Regions from separate parts of the Homo sapiens genome. Here regions 2, 3 and 4 are each linked to region 1. Evidence: chromatin contacts called from ENCODE Hi-C or POLR2A ChIA-PET data. All regions are on one chromosome and are shown on one strand. The core of a region is the stretch at or near the end of the contact, and the rest is flanking DNA. Distances in the headings are between cores, read along the strand shown.

Region 1 (3,624 bases), core at 470-2,969:
TCTCCTTAAGAAAGCCTATATGGGAAGGAATGTGTCTAACATCCCAGTATAAGGTTTTAGAAATTTATGGTTTCATTACAGCAAAGAAACAGAAGGTAAAGAAGGCCACGATTAACTTCAGTATTTTATCCCTGATCTGGCTGTATGTCAGCTCAGCACAAAATTATTTGCAATTTTTAACTACATGGTAAAATAATACAAAAAAAAATGATGGTCTAAGTATTTCATCTAGCATTGTGCTAAGTGATCTATAAAAGATAGGGTTTCTCAGCTCCTTGCTCTAAAGAAACATCCACTATCTAATTCAGGAAGGTTCTGATTCAATAAAGAATTGAGACACAGCTGAACCAAATAAATTGCATGAATGCTTAACTACGTTCGTTGTTAAACTTAAAGCTTTTAAATGGTAACGATATTTGGAAGTTTTTAAAGCGTGAACTCTGACTGTAATCCAATCATGTGATCCCATGGGATCCGGAGCATAAATGTAAAATATGCACATTCCCTGTCCGTAAAGGCTTTCTGCTACCCCGTTCATTGCCTACCCACTGTCCCTAGCTGTCCATCCCATATTTAAATCCTTGTGGGGGGAAGTGGGTATTTCCAAAGACAGCAGCATTGTAGCGACTAGGACGAGTGATAAACCGTTCCTTTACGGGAAAGAAATAAATACTACATGGAGCAAAAACATGACACGATCAAAAAGCGTAAAGACAGTTGCAAGGAGAAAAAACATGAATGAATGTGGAGGGCGGAGCCTGGGAAAACCCCTCTGCAACGCTGCACTGAACAAAGCGCTTCGCATGCCAGGAGGAGGGGGGGAATGGAAGTGCCAGCTCAGGAAGGAGCCTGGAGTGGATGCAGAGAGCTGAGGAGGAGGAGGACGAGATGAGGCGAGCGCGGCAGCCCTGAGACTCCTCCTCGCCGCCTGCTCCGCCGCCGCCCCCTCCCCTCTCCAGCCAGCAACTCCTTCCCGAGCCCGACCCCAAGGCGAGCCCGAGCCGACCCGCACCCCAACCCACCGCCCCCTTCCCAACTGCAGCTGGCGCGCACTCCCAACCCGGAAAGAAACTACCCAGGTGGCCGGGAGTAAACAGGCACTTAGAGCAAAGAACGAAAGGGAAAGAAACCCACAAAGCCGGGAGGTTGGGATGCCGAGGCCTGGTCTCTTTCACCCCCCACCCTCTTGCAAAATGCGTCTGCGGCTGGAAGGCGGCTGGGGAGGCTGGGTCCCTCTGTACCTGCTCGGCTCGCGCGCGGCGAGGGCGCCCAGAAGTGCCAAGGGTCTCCCGCACGCAGCCATCCCCTCTGCAAGGTCGGCGGTTGCACACACACGCACACACACACACACACGCGCGCCCGCACGCCCCCCGCCCGCCGAAGGGATGTGCTCCTGCCCCCCCCCCCCTCCGCCCCGCCGCCCTCCCCAGCTGCAGCGCCCCCGCCGCGGAGCCCGCGCCGAACCTGCTGCCAGGACGCCCGGCGGAGCCGCTGCCGCTGCAGCCGGCCCTGGAGCTGCGCTGCTGATGGCGGCGGCCGCGGCTCGGGATCTCCGCGACCCCCGCGCGGCGGCGGCGGCGGCGCCTGGGATCCCTCCTTCACTTGACAACCCCAAACACAAACATAACCTCCTCCGGCGGCCGCCGCTCCCCGGTCCCCCGCTCCGTCCGCCACCCTGCCGCCGCCCAGCAGCCGCCACGCTGAAGGCCGGCGACTGGCGCTCACACCACCCAGCACTGAAATATTAAACAGGGGAGCGGGCCGGGGGGCGGGGGGGGGAGCGCGGGGCGCGCGGGCGGGGGCCGCAGCCGCCGGGCGGAGGAGGCGGCGAAGCTCGCCGGCGCCCGGAGCCACGGCATGATCGCGGCCGCCAGGGAGCCGGGCAGCCGGGCTGGGGGGCGCGCGCCGCGGCGGGGCGGGCGGACAGACCCTGGGGCCGCGGGGCCCGGGGCGGGAAGGACGGGCGCGGGCTTTACCTCTCCCCCGGGGCAGAGTAGGGCACGTTTAGCGTCTTTGGGGCCGGCGGGAGGAACGCGGGCCGGGCGGCGCGGGGGAGGCAGGGCGAAGGTCGGAGGCTTTCCCGCGGGTGGGCGGGGCGGCAGGGGATCCCCGGGGGCGGGAGGAGGGGAGGCCGCGGGCGGCGACGCGTGGGCGGGGGAGGGGGCGTCCCCGCGGGGGCTGGGGTTGAGGCCGGGGCGAGGGGCGCGGGACGCCCAGGCGCCGGGGCCCAGCTGGGCCGGCGCGGCCGCCAGCTCTGACCGGGTGTAGGGACTGGATGGGCGCCCGGCCCGGCACGAACCCGGAGCCAGTGCCCCGGGTCTCCCCGGCGGGGCGGGCCCCAGACCGCGCCGGCCCCGCCACCTACCCGCCGCTTCGCCCCTCCCCGCCCCGCCCGGCCGAGCCGCCGCAGGGACGGGAGGGGGACGCGGGAGGAGGTGGCAGCGCAGCCCGGGGGGGAGGGGCGGGGTTAGGGACGCGGGGGGCGGGAGCCCTGGGTCGCGACGCCTGGGGAACCAGCACACGGCGGGGGCGGAGGGGCGGGCCCGGCCAGTCACGCGGCCCCGGGAAGGCCTGGCGGGGTCGCTCAGTTGGGGGCGGTTGGTCCGGGAAGAGGGACGGGACGGGCGGGGCCGTAGTTTCTCTTTACCGTCTCTTTACTTTCTACAGCAGGATGTGGGCCGGCCGCTGACGTCATGGGGTCTCCCGGCCCCGCCCCTCGCCCGGGCAGAATGGGGGAGGGGGAGGCGGGGGGGGGGGGGGACCCCAAGGGGGTTTCCTCAGCAACGCGTAGAAGGAAGGGGAAAGTCATTGTGAAACTTAAAACTCATTAACTTTGAAAAACAACTTTTAAAAAAACGGAGGGGGCAGGGTGTTGGTTTGGAGAGTGGAAGGGGACATGTTAACCCTGAACTGAAACCACTTTTTGGTGGCGGATGTTCTATTAAAAGAGCGAGGAAAGCCAAGGTTATTCCAGAGGCCGCTCCAAAGCCCCGCTGGTGCTTCCCAGTGCCGAAGCTGCGAGCGCAATTAACCCCTGCCTGCCAGCCTGACAGCTTATAGGGCCAACCCGGGAGGGGACTTCGGGGACAGAAAAGGGGGGTGCGGGGCTGGTCGTCGGACCGGGCTCCAGGGAAGAGGGGAGAGCGTGAAAGGGGAAGAGGGAGTAATTAGCATGAACCAAGGTGTGACCCCGGCTGCTAGAAAGCAGTAGAGAAAGCAAGGAGTGGAAATCCATGGCAAAGCAGTGAAGAGGGGCTGGACCAGGGTAACGAAGGTTTTCAGGGTTAGACCTAAAGAACGTTCGCAGTTTGGGGCACAGAAATTCCACAGGTCCACCTCAAGAAGCAAAAGTGGCTGGTTTAACGGGCCACCTCAAACTTGAGAGGAATAAGGTGAAACAAAATTGATGCAAAAAAAAAAAAATCCCTGATGAAACTAAACTGGTTTCCCCTTTTAAGGAATAAAAATGCTAAACGACCATACAACCACTAAGACAGCTGGCCATCTGTGCAAACTTGAATTGTTTTGTTCCCTTGGGCTTCCATAACGACGTCTAGGTTTTTCCTGCTGGAGTTGACCCCTAAAATTCCCCTGAGGAAATCGTACCTCTGGCTCATTTGAGCT
Region 2 (3,316 bases), core at 619-3,118, 570 kb before region 1:
GAGTAAAGTGAAAGCAAGTTTATTAAAAAAGTAAAGGAATAAAAGAATGGCGTACAGAAGCAGAGCAGCTCTGAGAGCTACTGGTTGTCCATTTTTATGGTTATATCTTGATGATATGCTAAGCAAGGCGTGGGTTATTCATGCCTCCCCTTTTTAAACCCTATAGGGTAACTTCATGATGTTGCCATGGCATTTGTAAACTATCACAGTGCTGGTGGGAGTGTAGCAGTGAGGACAACCAGAAGTCACTCTTGTCTTGACTGGGTGGGTTTTGGCAGGCTTTTTTTACTGCAACCTGTTTTATCAGCAATGTCTTTATGACCTGTATTTTGTGCGACCTCCGATCTCATCCTATGACTTAGAATGCCTAACTTAGTAGGAATGCAGCCCAGCAAGTATCAGCCTTATTTTACCCAGCTCCTATTCGAGATGGAGTTGCTCTGGTTCAAACACCTCTGAGTCTTCTGACTTACAGGCCGAGTGTTAGAGATTCAATCTTCATAGATGGGAAATCCCCTAGAGATCAATTACATATTTAAAGCACCTCTTTTTGCAGAGGAAAAACAAAGGGGCAGGGAATGATTATCCCAATGTCTGTCACTGGGGGAGGTAAAATTTCCTAGGAGTTAATGGGAGAGTCAAGACCAAAACACAGGTTTCAGGACTCTTCTTACCTGATGAGTGGAACTTTTAATTTTTATTTAGTTAAGTGTTTTGGCCAGTAATTAGCAACCCTTTATGAGGTAGTTATGCCTATAAGACATCCAACAATGGTCCTCTATTGAGTCTACTAGAAAAAAATAACAGTTTTATTAAAAGGCTTGATAACTATGTGATGTTAGTCCAGAGTACCTATGAAGTGATGAACCTCAAGATGCCTATGAATTTAGAAATAAAATAAAATTCAGTCAATAAAATACAACGCTACATTGCAAAGCCAGATCTTCAAAAGCCAGTATGGGGCACAGAACGTGGTAACTGGATAAAAAGTATTTCATTGTTGTTATTTATTTTGTCATCCTTGAGGAAACAGTCCCTAATGGCAAGTCACTTGACTTATAAACTAACAGACTTCATTAAATCGATATTGATTGATTTGACATCAGCAGTCACTCACTGAGGTTCATTCAGTCCACGCATCTGAAAACACTGGGGGATCATGCTTGCCCCTAAGGTGCCGTGACTTTGGTACACAACACCTAAATGTCTCCAGAAAGTTCACAGATGCCTGGCTAGCCGCCATCACTCCGAGTGCAAAGGATGCCCAGTGCCCAGCTGATTCCATCACGACAGCGTCCTTAACAATAGCTGTGGACTATTGCTTGTTTAACCTAGCTTCAGGGACCAACATCATTCGTGGAGAGGGAGCGAGCAGGAGTCTGGTCAGTCACGTCCAGCCTTGGCGCCTAAAATTAGGCAGGGCTGTGGAGTAACATGAGCGGTTTGGGCGTCCACTGTCCGGCTCCAGTATCCCCGAGTCCAGAGGCAACAGGAGTCTCTAGTCATTATGCATGTAGAGAAATCAAAGAATTCGAGAGCAAGGGCCTGGAATGCCTGGCTGCCTCCCAGCTCTCTTACGAAGAAATAAATTCCATTGTTGTCTCACTCTCCTTTCCGTACTCTCAGAATCAGCAGTTACTGTACGCCAGCACCTTTCACTCTCCAAGGAGACTGCTCAGCTACAGCAGGAAGCACAGGGATCTTAAAACATAAACTCACAGTGCTCCCCACATTGATCTCCCACACAAACCCATCTCTCCTGTCAGGGACTGTGGGCTTCGTGACTTTCTCCATGTGCTGGACTGTCGCATGGTCACTGTTGCCAGGGACTCTTTGAACTAATCCCAAGCCTATGTCAGAAAAGCCTGTGATCGATTCCCAGTGCCATCCTGAACCACAAGATTGGAATATCGCACCTTTCAACTGCCTGGGCTGATAAACAATACAGCATGTACTCAGCTTCATAAACACTCTGCCTTGTTACAAAGGGCATTGCAAACTCGCCGTGATAGGACTTGACCTTAAAAGCTATAGACAATCTAGCGGAGCACAGACGGTTTCATAAAGTACAATCACTTCCTGGAATTCTTGGGCCAGTGCAGTCGGAGCCGTGCAAATCCTGTTTTCCTTGCATTGTTTCCTGCATGTGAATATCATCAGTCTAGCAGGTCTGTAACCATGGCACTTGTAAATAGCCGAGGGGCGACTTCTGATAAAGGCATACAGTTTTAAGAAGCTTTTTTTTTAAGACAAGCCTAAGTCAAGCTCTACAAATGCCATATAGTAACAACCAAGTCGACAAATTGCATTTTCTAAAGCACATATATCCAGATCCAGATTTGTTTTTAAATCACCAAGGGAAGCAGAATCGATGCCCATTGTATTGAGGGTACCGTGAGTTGTTTTTCACTTGTTGTAATGTGAATTTCCACGCCAAATCCATAGAGATGGACACTGACTACAATTGCTAGCAATTCTTTCCACAGTATGTTTCCTTTTCCACTGAATGGGGTTGGGAAATTTTAATTGCTCCATCCTTCAGTTTCTCCAATCAGCAAGAGGAAGAGAAAACACCAGTTATTTCTTGGAATGCTCAGTTTAAAACTTTCTCTTCAAAAGTTTGACACCACTCTTCCTACTCCAACTTTATTTGGTGCTTGACAGGCTCTTATTTAAGCTTTGAGATGATATGGTGAATGAAACGTGTGGTCTCAGCTACTCAGGAGGCTGAGGTAGGAGGATCACTTGAGTCCGGGAGGCGGAGGCTGTTGTGAGCTATGGTTGCACCACTGAACTCCAGCCTGGGCAACAGAGCGAGACCCCCACCTCAAAAAAAAAAAAAACAAAACAAAACAGGGAGACACAAACAAATAGACTGCTTTAAGTTTCTGGAAAATCCAAAGATGTTTACTAGATTTGCTGCAAATGCCTCAGTATGTAAAGTTTGAATTGGCTGAATCAATCCTGATTCTTCCGCTTTCTATATTATTGAATTGTTGGTTAAACTGACAATAAAAGTTAAAATTCTTAGCAGATGTAAAATGTGATGGATATTGGGCGAAGTGTCGACAAAAGTGTTTTAGGCTGAGAAGGATATCCTTGGGAGAGAAAGAAAAGAAGAGACCACTCATACAATAGTATGAGACTATTGCTTATGTTTTCATAGACTTATGTTTAATTTTTTAAGATTCAGAAGTCTTTCTGAAACTTTATTTTCTCTCTCTCTCTTTTTTTTTGAGATGGGGTCTCTCTCTCTCTCTTTTTTTGAGATGGAGTCTCTCTCTCTCTCTCTCTCTCTCTCTCTCTAGCTTGGGCT
Region 3 (3,247 bases), core at 102-2,601, 650 kb after region 1:
TTAATGAAGAAAGCCTAATATTTTGACCAATCATAGAGTCCACTGCAGTGCCCTTTCCATTTTAATTGAGCTTTATACGGTTCTCCTCTCGAGGTAACCCTCCTTTCTTAATGTTCAGTACAGCAAAAACTAATCTAGGTTTTCTTTTTAATGTTTGATTTATCTCTTCAATCTTGGTGCTAGGTAACAACATTGGATCAAAATATTAACAGCCAAGATTTAGATATTATTTTACAATTAACACAGCACATTGACTCATATTATTTCACTTTCACAGTGGTCCTGGGGCATGTTTATTGTATCTCCCACTCTACAGATAGTGAAACTGAGGAGATCACGGTGGGAAAGATGACGTAACTCACATGAAGTTGGGCAACTGATCAGATGACACAGCTAGGACTGAAGCCTGGGTCCCCTAAGTCATTTGCTTAGAGCTCATTCAATGACGAGGCAACTCCTTGCTGTGCATCCTTTCAGCACACGTTGTTGGTGTGAAGACGCTGGTTTTCATCAGACTAAAATGCATCTTACTTCAAGATAGGCAGTTTCTGTTTTGGTTTCCACCTCTCATACATTGCTTTTAAAGTGCCAACCTCTAATGGCTATCCCATGAGAAAATCTACTGTAAGTATGAAGTGACCCTTTGGTACTACCAGTTTTTCATCCTAAATCCCTTTTCTTTCTTCTTTCTTTTCCTTTCTCTCTTTCTTTCTTTTTTCTTTCTTTCTTCCTTTCTTTTTCTTTTTTCTTTCTTCTTTTATTTCTCTCTCTCTCTGTCTTGCTCCCCCTTTCTTTCTTTCTTCATTTCTTTCTTTCTTTCTCTCTGTCTTTCTCCTTTCTTTCTTTCTCTTTCTTTCTTTCTTTCCTTCCTTCCTTCCTTCCTTCCTTCTTTCTCAGACTCTCACTCTGTCACCCACGCACAATCTCGGCTCACTGCAACCTCTGCCTCCCAGGTTCAAGTGATTCTCCTGCTTCAGCCTGCTGAGTAGCTGGGGTTACAGGCACATGCCACCACACCCGGTTACTTTTTGTAGTTTTAATAGAGACTGGGTTTCACCTTGTTGGTCAGGCTGGTCTCAAACTCCTGACCTCATGATCTGCCCACCTTGGCCTCCCAAAGTGCTGGGATTACAGGTGTGAGCCACCACGCCCAGCCTCTTTCTTTTTTTGACTGTGTCTCTTGCTCTGTCACTCAGGCTGGAGTGCAGTAGCACAATCTCGGCTCACGGCAACCTCTGCCTCCTGGGCTCAAGTGATTCTCCAGCCTCAGCCCCCCGAGTAGTTGGGTCTACAGATGCATGCCATCACATCCACCTAATTTTTGTATTTTTAGTAGAGACAGGGTTTCACCATGTTGGCCAGGCTAGTCTTGAATTCCTGAGCTCAAAGTGATCCGCCCACCTCGGCCTCCCAAAGTGCTGGGATTACAGGCGTGAGCCACTGCGCCCGGCCCCATTTTATTTTCTTTCTTCTTTTTCTTGGCATTTGTTATGATCAAGCCTTTTTTTTAAGTACTGAATATCCATGGACTCCTTCCAGTTTTACCTCATCAAAATGTGCTTGCAGGGAAGGATTTGGTCTTGTTGATTTCAATTAATGTAACTCCAAGCCACCACTCTTCTGCTATTCACCTTTTAATCTATATTTCTTACTATACATAAGAAGCTTTGCTTCTCTACTTATTTCAAGGAGTGTAGGGTGAAGATGAGGTTTTTAAATCACGGTATCTTTCTTCAGTCCTTTCCTCCAAATTCTACACGTAGATGTACTGTGCTTCAGCCAACTTATCTCTAACTAGGACATTCAGATCTACTAACTAAGCTATGACTTATTATAGGCAGGCGGTCAGCAGGAAGAGCTGTTTTTTTTTGAAAGTAGGACAAGAATAGGTCTATGGAATGTTGGGGTCACTTGGTTTCCTCAATGGAAAGAAACGGGATGTTTCTGCATTAACTAGAACACTTGAAAGGTAGGGAGGGGTGAGGGTGATTGAGAAATGATTTCAACAAACAGAACATTAAGTACTCTGTTTGTCAGACAGCGTGTTCCCATCTGGGGGGTGAGTGGCAGAAAACATAGTCGCCATCATGAGAAGAGCTCCCCTAAATCTGCCCACCCACCTCCAACTCTTGCTCCAGTCAGTTTTTCTGAATGCCCAGCCTGCTACACTGACCCTCACCGCTCTTACCCCGGTGCCAGGGTGAGAGAGGCCAGGGATCAGGTAAGGAAAGAGGAGAGGAAATGCAGAGGCTCCATTTGGCTTATAAAGGAACTGTACCATAATAGTTATTATTGTTTAAAAAAATAGCATGACATCCATTCTATTTCTCTCCCTCTTCTTCAAAGATATTTCAGCCTCAGGGACTTTCTGCTTGTTAGTGGGATGGCGAAAAATGCATGATAGATTTCTAGTTAGTAGGTAGAAGGGACGGGAGATTACATCCTAATACAGTAGAGTAACTATGTTTTATTGAGCACTTAATATGTACTGAGTGAACACACCTGCTTTGATTCACAACCACTTAATGAGGGAACTTTGGAGCCTCCTTAAGGGTTACAAGCAAAAGCTGTGGAGTCAGCTTGCCTGGGTTCAAATCCTAGTTGTGCCATGTACCTGCTGTGTGGCCTTGGTATAGTTACTTAACCTCTCCATGAATCAGCTTCCTCACCTTAAAATGGAGATAATTATAATGTCACACACCTTTGGGGGGAATTCCCAAGGCCACCCCCAGGTTCAATGACTCATTAGGAGGACCCACAGGATTCATCATAGAGACATGCCCACAGCTAAGTTCTATTACCTCAAAGACAAATCAGAATCAGCAAAGGGGAAAGCAACAGAAGAAACCAGACATGAGCTACCAAGAGTCCTCTCCTAGGGGAGTCACACAGGACATACTTAACTCCTCCAGCAACGAGTTATGACAGGTATGAAATGTTGTCTACTAGGGAAGCTCAGTAGATACTTAGTGCCAGAGTTTTGATTTGGAGCTGGTCACTTAGACACCCTCTGTCTGGCATGTACACAAATTCCAGACTCCCAGAAGGAAAGCAGGTGTTCAGCATAAACCATGTTGTTTGCACACACAGTTAAGTCACAGTGAGCCACTCATATCACGGACCAGCAGGAACCCCTCACATGTTCCCAGATGCCAGCCAAGGGCCAGCCTTGCAAGCAGGATTGAGACAGCAGTCTCAGACCTGCTATGTGAACTCTTTACTGCTTGCTACCTTTTGATTGTTGTGA
Region 4 (3,248 bases), core at 96-2,595, 620 kb after region 1:
ACATTATTTGGAGCAAAAATCATTTTACCATCATTTTGCTCTCTATTAGTTAAATTATTCTAGATTCCACATATGAGTGAGAGCAGGCAGTATTTGTCTTTCTGTGCCTGGCTTATTTCACTTAGCATAATGTCTTCCATATCCATCCCTGTTGTTGCAAATTATAGGATTTCTTTCTTTTTAAGGCTAAATTGTATTCCATTGTGTGTATATACCACATTTTCTTTATCCATTCGTTCACTGATGGACACAGGAAAATTTCCTATTTTAGCTATTATAAACAGTGCTGCAGTAAACATGGGAGTACAGATATCTCTTCAACATAATTTCAAGTCCTTAGGATATATATATCCCGAAGTGGAACTGCGGCATCTATATGGAATTTTTAAAAGATTTCATTGGCCGGGCGTGATGGCTCAAGCCTGTAGTCCCAGCACTTTGGGAAGCCAAGCCGGGTGGATCACGAGGTCAGGAGTTCAAGACCATCCTGGCTAATATGGTGAAACCCCATCTCTACTAAAAAATACAAAAAAATTAGCCGGGCATGGTGGCTTGCACCTGTAATCCCAGCTACTCGGGAGTCTGAGGCAGGAGAATCACTTGAACTGGGAGGCGGAGGTTGCAGTGAGCAGAGATCATGCCACTGCACTCCAGCCTGGCAACAGAGCAAGATTCTGCAAGATTCTGTCTCAAAAAAAAAAAAAAGAAAGAAAAAAAAAAAAAGAAAAGATTTCATTGGTTGGTAAGTAATGATACATAATACATACATATTTGGTAAATAACAAATACAACAAATATGTGTTGTCGTGTAGTCTTGAGGTCATTCAGATGATGTATGTTTTGTAAAGTCTTCGTGGGTTCTGGTATGGTGCATTATGACAGATCTCAAAATTGTGTTGCTAGAGCTCAAGATTAAAAAGGACATTTTAGAGAGTTTGTGGCCAAAACAAGGCTTGCCTATCATTACAGTCTCCCAGCAGTCTCATCTAAAGTCTAAAAAAGCTCATTCACAATCCACTCAGTGTCAACAGGTGAGGGCTACTAGCTGATACTAGAGTTATCAATACCGATGATAGGCACAGCAAATGGAACCGTGCAGCTCATTAGAAGATACTTACGAACCACTTAAACTTAAGAACTTGGCTTTAGTGAGTTAAAAATGCAGAGTATGCCCTGCAAAACCAGTTTCCACTTGAGCAAGAATTTGTTAGTTCTTATCACAGCCAACCATCTTCCGGAATTTGAATGGCCCTAAACCTAATTTGGCGTTTTGGACAGGACAATAGGTACTTGCGTGACATGGTTGGGGAATAACGCACAGCTGTTTCCCATTTAGGTCACTTTGATCTATGACTGAGCCAAATACCTGGGCCTGTCCCCAGCCAAACTACACCCCAGAGGAATGAAGGAAATAGAGCAGAATTTTAGGAGCAGGGATCTCAGTACTTTTTTAATCAAGTTTTTATTCATCAAATATTTGTTGGATGCTGTAGAAGTGTTCTCAAACATTCATGTCCGTAAGATTTGCCTAGGACAGTCCCACGACCAAGACAAACAGAATTTGCAGTTGAGTCACAGAGCCTGGGAATCTACATTTAACCAGCCTCATAGGTGATTCTGATAAGAGACCTCCATGGACTACTTTGTAAAATGTTTAGTTTGGTCTCCAGAATGAATAAACAACAGTTCCCTGCCCTCTGGAGCCTCAAAGTCCAGGGAATGGAGATACACTATTGTGACATTATGTGATTAATAGAGGGCCTGGTGACAGTGAAGGAGGAAAGGAAGACTCTGTCCAGGGGATACCAAGGGGTTGCCAGAAAGACAAGGAGAAAGGGCATTCTAGGCAGGGGAACAGCCTTTACATGCCATAACCATGAGAAATTATGGAATAGGAGGGGACCGAGAGCAGCCTCAATGTTTAATAAATTAGCAGACTCAGGTATTTCTTTATAGCAACACAAATGGACTGAGACAAATGGAAGTATGGGACGAGAAGGCTGGCCCCTGGTTTAAATGGGATGAACTTATCCAGAGAAAGCAGGAGCATGAACATGTGTGGGGCCCAAGGGTGAATCACAGTTTGATGTGATGGGAAGGTGAAGGGCACTGCAGAGGTGGACAAGGCAGGAGAGAATGTAAAGAGAAGAGTGGACTGCCATTCACCAGCACAGTCATTTCAATTCTATTTTGTAGGCAACAGGAAGTTGGCAAAAGTCTTTAAGCAGAAAGTGAACATGAGAAGATATGAAGTTTGTCTATGGAAGTATCTAATATTTTGAAGATGTTCATTCAATTAATATCTCCTGAGGACCTGGTGTATTGGCCCATTCAGGCTGCTATACCAAATAACTAGGACTGAGTAACTTACAAACAACAGAAAGTGATTGCTCCCAGTAGTGGAGGCTGGAAGTCTAAGATCAAGGCGCCAGCAGATTCAGTGTCTGCTGAGGTCCCTCTTCCTCATAGATAGTGCCTTCCAGCTGGGTCTGCATGTGGTGAGAGGAGCAAAAGACTCCTTCAGGCCTCTTTTATAAGGGGACTAATTCCATTCATCAGGACACTGTCCTCATCTCCTAATCACCTCTCAAATGCCCCACTTCCTAATAATAACACCTTAAGAATTAGGTTCCAACATATGAATTTTGGGGGGGACACAAAAATCTGAACCATAGCACCTACCGTGTTCCTAACAGTGTTCTATAGAGGCTAGAAGAGGACCTCACAGCTAGGAATTGTTGTAACAGTCTGAGCAATTAACGTCTAAACTAAGAAAGTGGCAAGGGACACACAGAGAGGGAACTGAATGCGTCAACAAGATTGGATTTGAGATTTAATTTAAAAAGACAACAACACAGAATATGGTGACTGGTTGGATTGAAGATGCAGTGGGGAAAAGATCTGCAGTGTTTTGGGGCAGAGGGACTGAGAATACGGTAATGACATGGGTAATGACTGGGAGAACAGACAGGCAAAAGACAATAGTTTGGATGTTTGTCCCTCCAAATCTCATGCTGAAATTTAACCCCCAATGTTGAAAGTGGGGCTGGATTGAAGGTGTTTGGGTCATGGGTGCAGACCCTTCATTAGTGCAGATTAGATTAGTGTCTTCCCTTGACAGGGTGGTGAGTGGGTTTTTAATCTATTAGTTCCCACAAGAGCTGGTTGTTAAAAAGAGCCTGGCACTTCCGCCCTTTCTTGCTTCCTCTCTCATCACCTGATCTCTGCACATGCAAGCTTCCCTTCCT

Evidence for each region. Hi-C counts contacts between places; a loop is a spot of excess contacts on that map. ChIA-PET counts read pairs that join two places held with the same protein, here RNA polymerase II (POLR2A). Pooled maps may share reads with other maps.
Region 2: a map of endothelial cell of umbilical vein shows a loop between it and region 1 (12-fold over the local background). The contact joins the promoter of LINC02530 here to the promoter of HIVEP1 in region 1. A Hi-C loop is called at or near these places in 1 of 168 maps with a recorded cell type or tissue (endothelial cell of umbilical vein), 4 of 37 single-sample maps with no recorded cell type and 4 of 50 pooled maps. POLR2A ChIA-PET finds 5 or more read pairs at or near these places in 1 of 52 experiments (GM12878).
Region 3: a map of natural killer cell shows a loop between it and region 1 (10-fold over the local background). The contact joins the enhancer-like site here to the promoter of HIVEP1 in region 1. A Hi-C loop is called at or near these places in 1 of 168 maps with a recorded cell type or tissue (natural killer cell), 1 of 37 single-sample maps with no recorded cell type and 7 of 50 pooled maps.
Region 4: a loop to region 1 is called in a pooled map, with 3 times the contacts of the local background. The contact joins the enhancer-like site here to the promoter of HIVEP1 in region 1. A Hi-C loop is called at or near these places in 2 of 168 maps with a recorded cell type or tissue (CD4-positive, alpha-beta T cell and naive thymus-derived CD4-positive, alpha-beta T cell), 2 of 37 single-sample maps with no recorded cell type and 9 of 50 pooled maps.

What each region holds. Positions count from the first base shown.
Region 1 is chr6:12,010,407-12,014,030 of GRCh38, reverse strand. HIVEP1 (HIVEP zinc finger 1) reads right to left here and starts at 1,719. Exons shown (of 9, transcript NM_002114.4): 1 at 1,465-1,719. RefSeq lists silencers at 1,565-1,704, 1,885-2,794 and an enhancer at 3,124-3,624.
Region 2 is chr6:12,583,956-12,587,271 of GRCh38, reverse strand. It overlaps LINC02530 (long intergenic non-protein coding RNA 2530), which reads left to right and starts at 1,868. Exons shown (of 2, transcript NR_149140.1): 1 at 1,868-2,168.
Region 3 is chr6:11,363,913-11,367,159 of GRCh38, reverse strand. It overlaps a transcript of NEDD9 not described here. Among named protein-coding and RNA genes, the nearest start is that of NEDD9, 130 kb to the right of the region's middle. RefSeq lists a silencer at 1,750-2,044. Within about 2 kb of position 1,351, at least 18 of the 41 ENCODE cell types and tissues checked have a DNase peak (open chromatin) inside an H3K27ac peak, as active enhancers do; they include natural killer cell, where a contact is called at or near this core.
Region 4 is chr6:11,388,193-11,391,440 of GRCh38, reverse strand. No RefSeq gene overlaps it. Among named protein-coding and RNA genes, the nearest start is that of TMEM170B, 150 kb to the left of the region's middle. Within about 2 kb of position 1,345, at least 8 of the 41 ENCODE cell types and tissues checked have a DNase peak (open chromatin) inside an H3K27ac peak, as active enhancers do.